2 separate regions of the Homo sapiens genome follow, and region 1 is linked to region 2. A link is a loop called in an ENCODE intact Hi-C map of the cell type or tissue named here. Cell type or tissue: A673. All regions are shown on one strand. Links, peaks and the distances in the headings refer to the core of each region. The heading gives the core; the rest is flanking DNA. Region 1 overlaps NEBL (nebulette). Region 2 has its middle 160 kb from the start of NEBL.

What was found. A loop is a pair of places that touch in the nucleus more often than their neighbours do. Peaks named below come from ENCODE experiments on the same cell type or tissue, not always from the same donor. Only the 100,000 strongest peaks of a DNase experiment are listed, where the experiment ranks them.
Region 1: it touches region 2 in a loop (5-fold over the local background); 1 of 110 quality-filtered maps calls a loop at or near these places.

Annotation. Positions count from the first base shown.
Region 1 is chr10:20,790,894-20,796,279 of GRCh38, reverse strand. The region is part of intron 26 of NEBL (nebulette); the gene reads left to right. Among named protein-coding and RNA genes, the nearest start is that of NEBL, 100 kb to the left of the region's middle. In A673, for the core only: no CTCF peak of the experiment used is centred there; a DNase peak (open chromatin) is centred at 2,829.
Region 2 is chr10:20,739,527-20,744,912 of GRCh38, reverse strand. No RefSeq gene overlaps it. Among named protein-coding and RNA genes, the nearest start is that of NEBL, 160 kb to the left of the region's middle. In A673, for the core only: no CTCF peak of the experiment used is centred there; no DNase peak of the experiment used is centred there.

The sequences.
Region 1 (5,386 bases), core at 69-5,068, 51 kb before region 2:
TCAAGCGATTCTCCTCAGCCTCCTGAGAAGCTGGGATAACGGGCGCCCACCACTACGCCCTGCTAATTTTTGTATTTTAGTAGAGGTGTGATTTCACTGTGTTGGCCAGGCTGGTCTCGAACTCCTGACCTCAAATGATCCGCCCGCCTCAGCCTCCCAAAATGCTGGGATTGGAGGCATGAGCCACCGTGCCCAGCCTAGAAGTTCTCATTTGAGACAACTAAGTCAAATATATCAATGAAGTGCTGAAATGTAATGTCTGCATATGTAGTTTAAAAAGTACAAAGTATGTATGTTTCCTTTTGCAGTTCACAGGCAATAAAGAATCTTTAATCCATTAATATTTAAGGAATATTATAAACCTGGTTATTTATATTTGGGGAAGAAAATGGTTAAAAATCTCATGGAATTAATTGTATTTTCAACTAAATCTTTCATATATTGGTGACAGCATTGCTTATTCTAATACTGATGGTGGGAGATCTTTTTCAGGCAGCGTTGTACACAGTGACTTTGAAGATTGTTAGGTGCCATCACTATGCAGCTGTTGTCACTCAGTGGGAATGTGGTTGAAGTCACATTAGGAGACGTGATATTGAACATAGGCTTGAAATTTATCATACAAGATAAGGCGACTAAATATTTGCCCTGGATAAAATAGGTTGGTATTGGCAATGGGAAAAAGAAAAATTAATCTGACATACACACACACACACACATTGCACACGCACACTCTCTCTCCCCAGAGACTTGTCAGATGCTAAAATGACTCTTACAATAAATCTAAAAGTCATTGCTTCAGAAATGATGCTACTTTATTTGAGTTTGCTTTTCCAAAAGTGGGTGAATTTCTGCCTCTACAATTTCTTCCAGAGATGTTTTAGCATACCTCATCAACCACATACACATAAACTTCTGGTTGGATGTTTACCACACATATACACACAAATTAATGACAAATAGAGTAACCTCTATGAGCCTAACAAGCCTGGCTGGCACATATCCTGTGCATTTAAACTCATTTTTCTTTACCTTTCCCTCTTTCTCACTTCTACTGCCCCAAGCAGGAAGGGTTGACCGCCTCCTTTTCAAACTTCAGATCCAGTCTTCTTACTCCTAGAATCTTCTCTGCTCAACATGCCATAGTACTCTTACACTTTTCTGAATTCACAGTGGTTATTTTGAAATTAATCTCACACTGTTTTGTCATTTCTTCTGTAATAATTTAGGTTTAGTATAGTCAAGAGTTTGGGTTCTGAAGTCAGATTTTTGGCATTAAATTCTGGCTCCCCCTCATTTCTGATATTTGACCAAATTACTTAATCTGCTAACCTTCAGCTCCTTTGTTGGTGAAAAGAAGATTGTGGTGACAGTTACACCAACTAAAGCATGTGACATCCTAAGCGCAGGGCTGGAACATTGTAAGGAAAAAAACCGAACATCCCAAATTGCCCGAGACTAAGGATGTTCCTGAAAAGCAGAACTTTAAGAGCTAAATTAGTAAAATCTTGAGCTAACGGGGTTGTAAGCATTTTACTTATATTATTAAACTTTTATTGTGTGCAGATTCAGTATTCCTGGGGAAGTAGAGTCTTATGTTACCTCTTTCCCCCACTAACTTTCACAGGGGTATACACCTGAGTGCTTAAATACTTTTATGTAGGTTGCATTTTCTTATAAAGATGCAGGTTGCACAATATGAATATGCTTAATGTCAAACAACTGTACACTTAACGATTAAAAGGATACATTTATGGTATGTATATTTCACCAAAATAAATAGATTTGCAATCTTAAAGTAATAATGGCGATAATTGTTTTATCACTATAAGTAGTATGTATTACTGTAGTATGGTCAGCAGTAAGCAGGATATAGTATATACTATAAACAGGATACATTATAGGAATAGAAATAACATTTAGCTAAAACTAGAAAATTAAAACAAAGATAATATGAGAGTCTAGAAGAGGAGAATTGATTATTAGGATCCTAGCATTGGCTTGAGAGAGGATTTTTGATTTTGCAAAGATATTTTAGGCTGTACACTTCCTCCTTCCTCTCAGCTGATGACCGCCAGGTCCTGCTCTGCTCCACCCCAAGGAAATGGGGTCCGCTTCCCCTCGCCTCGTGGCACTGGCTTTCCCAGGAATGTTGCACGCTAACCTCCAAATTATTCTACAATGAGCTTTCTCTTGACTTGGATTTCTTCCTGCAGTCCCAGGCTGCTTCCCGAGGCCCAGGTTCAAACATTCGCCTCCACAGATATTGGAAACAAAGCACTGGGGGAAAAGAGGGAATTGGGGAAATAGCATGTTTAAAATAGAGCCACATATACCCCTAAATTCCTGTCAAATGGGGGTGAATGAAGCCCGCCAGTTCGGTAGGTCCGCATTGTGGCTGCTCATTTGAAAAAACAAGACACCAGCCAGACACAGTGGCTCACTCCTGTAATCCCAGCATTTTGGGAGGCCAAGGTGGATGGATGGCTTGAGCCCAGGAGTTTGAGACCAGTCTGGGAAACATGGAAAAACCCCATCTCTATGAAAAACACAGAAAAATGAGCTGGGTGTGGTAGCATGCACCTGTAGTCCCAGCTACTTGGGAGGCTGTGGTGGGAGGATCGCTTGAGCCTGGGAGATGGAGGCTGCGGTGAGCTGAGATGGCATCACTGCACTCCAGCCTGGGTGACAGAGCCAGATCCTGTGTTAAAAAAAAAAAAAAGAAAAGAAAGAAAGAAAAATAAGACACCATTATGCAATTTCCTTTACCGCCACCCTAGATTCTGATTTATTATAATTGGTGTGGGGGACCTGAACGTCATATGCAGTCAGGGTTGAAAACACTGCAAGTAACTGATTCTTCCTCTGTCCTCAGTCCTTAATCTCCTGTCCTTCCTTTCCAGGGTTTGTTGCTCCTGCTGAAACTGAAGATTTAACATATAAAACAGTAATGACTGCTTTTATTTTTAAATGATTCCCAAAGCTTGAGCTTAATTATTTTGTATCACGATGATTAGGCATGTCTTTAAAACTTGGTGGTTTTAACTCAATTATAGAGCACTTCATTTTTATATTGAAGTCTGGGTATTCTTAGTTTATTATGCAGTAAGCCTGTTTCTTCGGCACTTCCCTATTCAGAGCTTATAATTAAGAATCTGCAAACTAAAATCTAGAGGCAATCTGGCTTGCTTCTGTATCCTGCAGGGAAGGAAAAGGGGTTTCTGTAGTGCTAAGAATCCTTTCAGATTAAAAAATAGCATCTTGTTTCTAGATTGCATATAAACTTTGTGGACTTAACTCCCACTTATGTCTTGTGATCAGATGTGAATAGGACTTGAGGCTTTGACATGAAACTCTCAGTGACACGTGTAAAAGCAATTTGAGCAGAAAGGTCCATACCATGGCCGTGTGTTATAACCAAGCAGCACAGCCACCTTGCTCATGGACTAGACAGGAGTTTTGTTTTTTTTTTTTTTGAGACAGAATTATTTTGCTCTTGTCACCTAGGCTGGAGTGAAAAGGCACGATCTCAGCTCACTGCAACCTCCTCTTCACAGGTTCAAACAATTCTCCTGCCTCAGCCTCCCAAGTAGCTGGGATTACAGGTACCTGCCACCAAGCCCAGCTAATTTGTAATTTTAGTAGAGTTGGGGTTTCACCATATTGGCCAGGCTGGTCTCGAACTCCTGAGCTCAAGCAATCTGCCTGCCTCGGCCTCCCAAAGTGCTGGGATTACAGGCGTGAGCCACCATGCCCGGCCAGGACTAGACAGGATTTAACTAGGATCTAGTTCATTATTTAATACTTACTTCAAAACTAGCAGCATAGTCCTACTTTCTCTTTTAGCAATTCCTCTCTGATTGTCTAAATAGGGGTTCTTTGTCCTAAAAAGAAAAACAAAACCTCATTAAGTTATTTGACATACATTAGCTGATAAAACAGTAGTCAAGTGTTAGAAAATATGACAATAATTGCATTGTGTCCTAGACTCTTTATTGGGAAATTTCTGAATGGTGATTTTCTCCCTTTTTCTGGATTTTTTCAAAAAGTAAGCCCATAGGAAAAAACCCAAATTATTTTCTCTTTTCACATTACATCTATAGTTAAAGTACCATTTTTTTCTTTTTCTTTTTCTTTCTTTCTTTTTTTTTTTTTTCTATTTGGAATTTGGCCATCGACTGTATCTCTATAGTCATTGAGGGGCCTTCAAAACCTTCACCTTTTCTTTGATGACTTGAAACCTTAACTGTGGCTTCACTGCACAAATAATTTTTTTGCTGCCTTCCTGTTCAATCTCTCAGCCTCTGTTGTATTTTGTTCTGTAAAGTGGGAATGGTATCTGTTTTAGATAGTTGTTGCAGTAATTAAATGATGGCATACAAAGCACCATGAACACCAAGGACACTTAATCATATTCTCTTCTTTCACGCACTCTGCGTACATCCCCCCCAGTGAACTTCTTTTTGAGTACTCTTCAACGTTTCTTGTGGGTACATTTCTTCCTTTCATTTACTCTAATCTTTGTGTATTTACGTATATTTCCTCTTTTCCAGTTTCAGATTTGGTGAGCCTCTTAACATGTTCTTAGCATGGTGCAGTGCTCACGCCCATAATCCCAGTGCTTTGGGAGTCTGAGACAAGATAATTGCTTGAGACTGGGAATTTGAGACTAGGTTGGGCAATGTAGCAAGATCCTGTCTGTAGGGAAAAAAAAAAATCAGCTGGGCATGGTGGCGTATGTCCAGCTACTTGGGAGGCTGAGGCAGGAGGATCGCTTGAGTCCAGGAGTTTGAGGCTGAAGTGAGCTGTGATCACATCACTACTCTACAGCCTGGGTGACAGAGTGAGACCCCATCTCAAAAAACACAAACAAACAAAAAAACAAAACTTTTCTTCCTCCCTTTTCATCTTCTCTTTTATGATCTTCACATGTATTCACTTCTTTATCTTGGTTTTATCTCTTTCCATTTTAATAATAACCATTAAGCAGAAAATAGCCTATCTGTGGAAGTACTTTATTGTACAGTAGAAGAGACATTTTGATGTTATAAATGTTGTAGAATATTCCATATAGAGCCTGAAATGCTTAGAGCTTTAGACAGCTTCTAGATCTTTGGTCAATAAATCTTACCAATGTGAAGTGAAAGTTGAGTCACACTTCTGTGTATTTTCATTGACTTAGTATAACTAAAACTATTATTTGTGGCTTTAATCTTGTTGACATAAAACAACCTGTCAAACTCAAACTCTTTGGTTAGAAAAGCCATTGTCCCCCATTTGTAGCAATGCTAATGGTATCTGATGACTAGTTTAATAAACAGGGCACTATGCTTTTACTCTTTGATTGAAAAGCCCTTGTTTGTTGCCAAATGAACCTGACATCTTA
Region 2 (5,386 bases), core at 57-5,056:
ACATTTTTGAACAGTTTTGCACTCTCAAAGTAAGGCTCCAGTAGGGGATACCTTCCATCTATACGTGGACGTCATTGGTACAATGACTTTCCTGTTTTACATGCAATCAGTGAGCCAAGAGAGTCTTCAAAGGCCTTTTTCCAAAACTGCATTTTCCCCCTGAAATATTCATTTAAGTAATTTAGCTACCTACCCCAGGCTCATGATGAATTTTTTAGATAATTACTTTAATTCTCTGCTTCATTTTGCTAATGTAGAGCTGGCCTCTGCCTGTAGATTTATTGCCAGCTTCATGTTTTTCAGGGAACAAGAATTACTAAACGGTTGATTGTTTCATTGAGGTTACTGTGGAGGCACTGGAAACAGCTACATATCTTCATATCCTACAATTAGATTCTCTTTATCATGAGTCTGATGATTGGAGACAGTAGATACAACTTGCACGTGGGAATGTGTGGTGAGGGAAGGAAACCTACAAACTCACTGGATAAAAGTCACTGTATGAAGCTCCAGATATTATTGTTTTTAAATATTGCATTTCCATCAAGCTGTCATGTTTAATTCTTCCAAAAATCAATGAAATATATATGTCTGTTTTTCAATGATTTGCTAAACATGATATAAATGAATGTTTCCTTCAGTGTGACTTGATACCTAATAAATGTCCACTAAATACAGCCAAGCATCTTTACCGAAGTTGTTCTGACTCGGGACTGACTCTTCTTCATTCTATTTAGCTAGTGTAATTTGATGTGACAGTAGCTGGAGGCACTGTGGATGGCAGCTGTGAAGAGGAGGAAAGCATGCAGAACCAGGACATGAGTGATGCCTGAATGTGGCTTCGTGATAAGAGTTAGTGATAAAAGGAATCCACATTGTAAAAATCCGGTGGCACCTTAGGTCCGTTAGTGAGATAAAGAAAGAAATATAACTAAGCCTCAGGAACATCAAAAGCTGAAACATAACAGTAGGATTATGGGCAAAGGACAAGAGAGAAGCCATATATTTCAGAAATTGTTTTGGGGCTCTGCATATTGCCTGAACCACATATATCAAGCTTTATTTGATCTCATCCCAAAACATTTATGCAATGTAAGTGATGGGAAGTGAGCCGGCTTTACATTCATTCTCATTTTTCAAAGGTACTTACCTCTTGAAATACACACCTGGAATTTCTGCAAAGGAAGAAGGAAGGGTTTCTAAGCCCCTAACCTTAAAACTGTTTAAATGGCCACATTAAAAAAAAAGTTAACAAAGTCTTTAAGAGACCCTAAATCTCATTGAAAGCAACACCCTGTAGAAATTGTAGTCACCACTGATGCCAACACAATGTTCTATTTTAAAGTTCCCAGCATCCTTAATTGAACTATTACTAAACCTAACAGTTGGTGCCTACAATTTTTCTTTGACCTTCAGTGACTTCCACCCTTTGGGTATAGCAACACTAGCTGGTGAAGCTGAACTTTTCCAGGCTCTTAGACTCTTTTGTGCTAAGAAGGCAAAGCAGACATTTGGCTTCTAAAATATTCGGTAATGCTTCAAATATTTTCTAGATGTCTGGGCCTGGGCTGGAGTCTCTTAGAAGGATCCAACCTGACCCCATTATCTGAAGTATTTAATTTGAATGCCACTCAATACAGTATTGTGGCAAGCATTTCTTTTCTTATTTAAGGTTATTGCTGAGCTATGGTTGTTTACATGCGGCTGAAAAAGATGATTTGTTTATCTGAAATTCTTTCTGCTACTACAGCCACCAGCAGCTGTTCCTTTGGAAGCAGATAGTGATATTGGACTTTGTTTGCAACTTTGCCTCTTAGACACCTTGTCTACATTGCAGCTTTTTGCTTTTATTCACTCAGTTGCCTAATCCAGAAAACTGGACACCATTCTTGACTTCTTCTCCTTTGCATTGCGTCTAATGGTCCATGTAGACAAGTGAGCCATTTCTTTCTCTTATCCTGTCCTAGTGACGTCATTTCCACTTTAGAAACCTGTCACTGTTAGGACTGTTAAATTAAGTTTAGCCTAAAGCTGCCTCCTTACTTATTTTACATTTGGCCTAATGTTTTATCCTATGTAGTGAACTATAACCTAACTAGATGTGTAAACAGACTGGAACCTACTTTTATGCCAATCATTGAGTTTTGGCTGATCAAGGATAGCCAACTGTTCAAACTGGGTTTGAATAAGGCCAATGCCGAGCTGTAACCACCCAGCTGTTTCTGTATCTCACTTCCATTTTTTTTTGTATGCTACTTGTCACTTTCTTTTGTCTGCCCATAAATTTTCTCATAAGGCAGGCTGGAGTTTCTCTGGACCTACTCTGGCTCAGGAGGCTGCCTGATTCGTGAATTGATCTTTGCTCAGTTAAACTCTGTTAAATTTAATTTGTCTGAAGTTTTTCTTTTGTTTTCCTTTTTTGGGACAGAGTCTCACTCTGTAGCCCATGTTGGAGCGCAGTGGCACGATCTCGGCACACTGCAACCTCTGCCTCTGGGGTTCAAGCAATTCTCCTGCCTCAGCCTATCGAGTATCTGGGATTACAGGTGCCTGCCACCACACCTGGCTAATTTTTTGTATTTTAGTAGAGATGGGGTTTCACCATGTTGCCCAGGGTGGTCTTGAACTCCTGAGCTCAAGCAATCTGCCTGCCTCGACCTCCCAAATTGTTGGGGTTACAGGCATGAGCCACTGCACCTGGCCTGAAGTTTTTCTTTTAACGGGATGAAGCCCAATTTTCTTAGCTCTGACTCTCCCCCAGCTTCCTTTGTTCTCACTTTCCTCCCTCTGTGCATTCCTGCCCTGCTGAGCTAATCTCGGTGTCTCAAACATGCTATGATCTTTCTTACTTTCAGGTCTTCAACTGTGTTGTGCCTTTTGCCCGCAACTTCTACTTTTTCCTCCCTTGGCTAATTTGTCCACATCCTCTAGGTCTTGGTCTAGGTGATTCTTTTGCCTTGAGGCTTGCTTTCACACTTCCCTAACACGCAAACATGCCTGTATCACACAGCTACAGTAAGAGACACAGATCATCTCTCCCCTGGGTTCATCTGAATCTAATGCTCTTGTCTCATCCACTGTGTCATTCTGCAGCTTCAAAGAAGTATAGCTTTGGTTTTTGTCCCCTAGGGAGCTTGCATGAGGAGGATGGAGAAACATTTGCTTGTCTAAATCCTGGCAAGGCCTGTCTTCTGTTTTATTGTCTTATACATCAGTGGTCATGCTCTCATTCCTTCAAATATGATTTTAAAAGTTCCTGCTATCTTTTCTTCTGCTTTTCTCTTTCTTGTGGTAACTGTGTTTGTCCATTCTCATGCTGCTAATGAAATATACCCGAGACTGGGTCATTTATAAAGAAAAAGAAGTTTAATGGACTCATAGCTCCACATGGCTGGGGAGGCCTCACAATCATGGCAGAAGGTGAAGGAGGAGCAAAGCCACATCTTACATGGCAGCAGGCAAGAGGGAGAGTATGCAGGAGAACTACCCTTTATAAAACCATCAGATCTCATGAAACTTATATCACAAGATCAGCATGGGAAAACCCACCCCCATGATGCAATTACCTCCCACTAGGTCCCTCTCATGACATGTGGGGATTATGGGAACTACAAGTCAAGATGAGATTTGGGTGAGAACACAGCCAAACTACAGCCAAACCATATCAGTAACTTCAGTTTCTAACATATTTGGAAAGGATGGCATTCACAGAACTTCCCTTTGCTCTATAGACCAAATGATAAGTAACCAGGCCCTTGAGGCTGTAATAGCTGAGCCCTTCATAATTTAAGTTTGTTTTATGAATATCGATATTATGACTTATATGTGTAGCTGATAACTCAGGTCTATTGCTGGGCCATGGCAACTGGATAGGTTAGTGTTTCCTAAACCAATATCCCAAGAAATAGATATCTCAAGCAACATTTAATTTTAAAAAACCTCTTCTGATCAAATATATTTGGCTGGAATAGTATACTGTAACTACCTTTATACCTTTCTAGGAGATATTTCTAGCATGGGAATTCTTCTAGAATAGAAATTGGCTTAAGAAAAATCTTGTGTTTTCCCCACAATGAAACAGCTGGTCAGTGACAAAGCTGATAAAAGCACTCAGGTGTTCTGTGACTATCACTGCAGCTGTTTATACAGATGAGGCCACTGTAACCCTGAATCTTCCTGGCTAAAAATTACAGAAGCTTGGAAGATGCAGTCACCCTTCCAGACCACAGGTATCAAAGGCAGGGGAGACAGACACTGTGACATCCTGAGCCAGTCCCTTAAAACATAATAGTCCAGTGAACAGAGGAGGATCATCTGGGAGCCAGTCTCTGGGAAAATGACTCTCGATACCAAATCAAGTTTCTTGGCTAAGACTCCATTTCAGAATAGAATTACTTTGTGTTTTCTTCAGCTGTGTTCTCAAAGTAATCACATTTTAAAAGAAGACACAATCATCCCAGCACCCATCTCATAGGATAAAACATTGAGATTTGAAGATCCGTTTCCGTCCCCCATCACCCATTATGACCATTGCACACATGGCCGACAGATGCCGTGTATTAATCAATGACATCTTAAAGGATGGTTTCTGTTACCAATCATCTCCCTTCCTGAGTTCCAGGACAGCACAATACTTTGCAACACCGTGAACTCCAGCCAATTTGATGATCTAGTACATGAAGGTAATAAATCAAAGGGTAGGTGCTTCTAACCATAATAAAATATGGACCCGGCTATTTATAGATATCACAATAAATATTGGGAGATATTAAAAATTATCAAAAATGTAGTTCAGCAAATGTTGCCACAACGACTAGCAATTTAGTTAAATATCTCTAGCCAAAAAAAGATTTAGAACCTCAAAGAGAAGGGATTTATAGAGTCTAGTAAGAGCAGTTATATATTTGCTGTCAAGGTTAGGATGCTCTACTCTGAGGCTGTGGGGTTTGTGGTGAAATGAAAGCTGTTGGCTTGATAGAACACAGGGATAAGGAATTATGCCCAAAGGTAGGACAGATATGCACATATACTGTACCTAAGGAGGTGAAAAATTTGCTTTCACTTAACATTTATTATATTTCCACCATGCCCTAGATTCCGGGAGAAACATACAAGATAAATGGGGTAGAGACTTTGCCCTCAAAGAATTTATTTCTGGTGGAGGCGAGACCACATGCACATAATAAAGGCAGGCAGTAAGAGGTATTAGAGGGAAGTGTGGGCTGTGGAAGTTTAGAGATGGGAGCAGTTACTTTCTTTTGGAAGGGAAGGTGGCTCTCATAAAGGAGAAGGCAGAGTTTGGAGAATGGGTGAGTTTTGATATGTGGGGGTGGGAAGAAGGGCATTCCAGATGGGGTAAATGAAACTGCCTTTGCAAAATTATAAC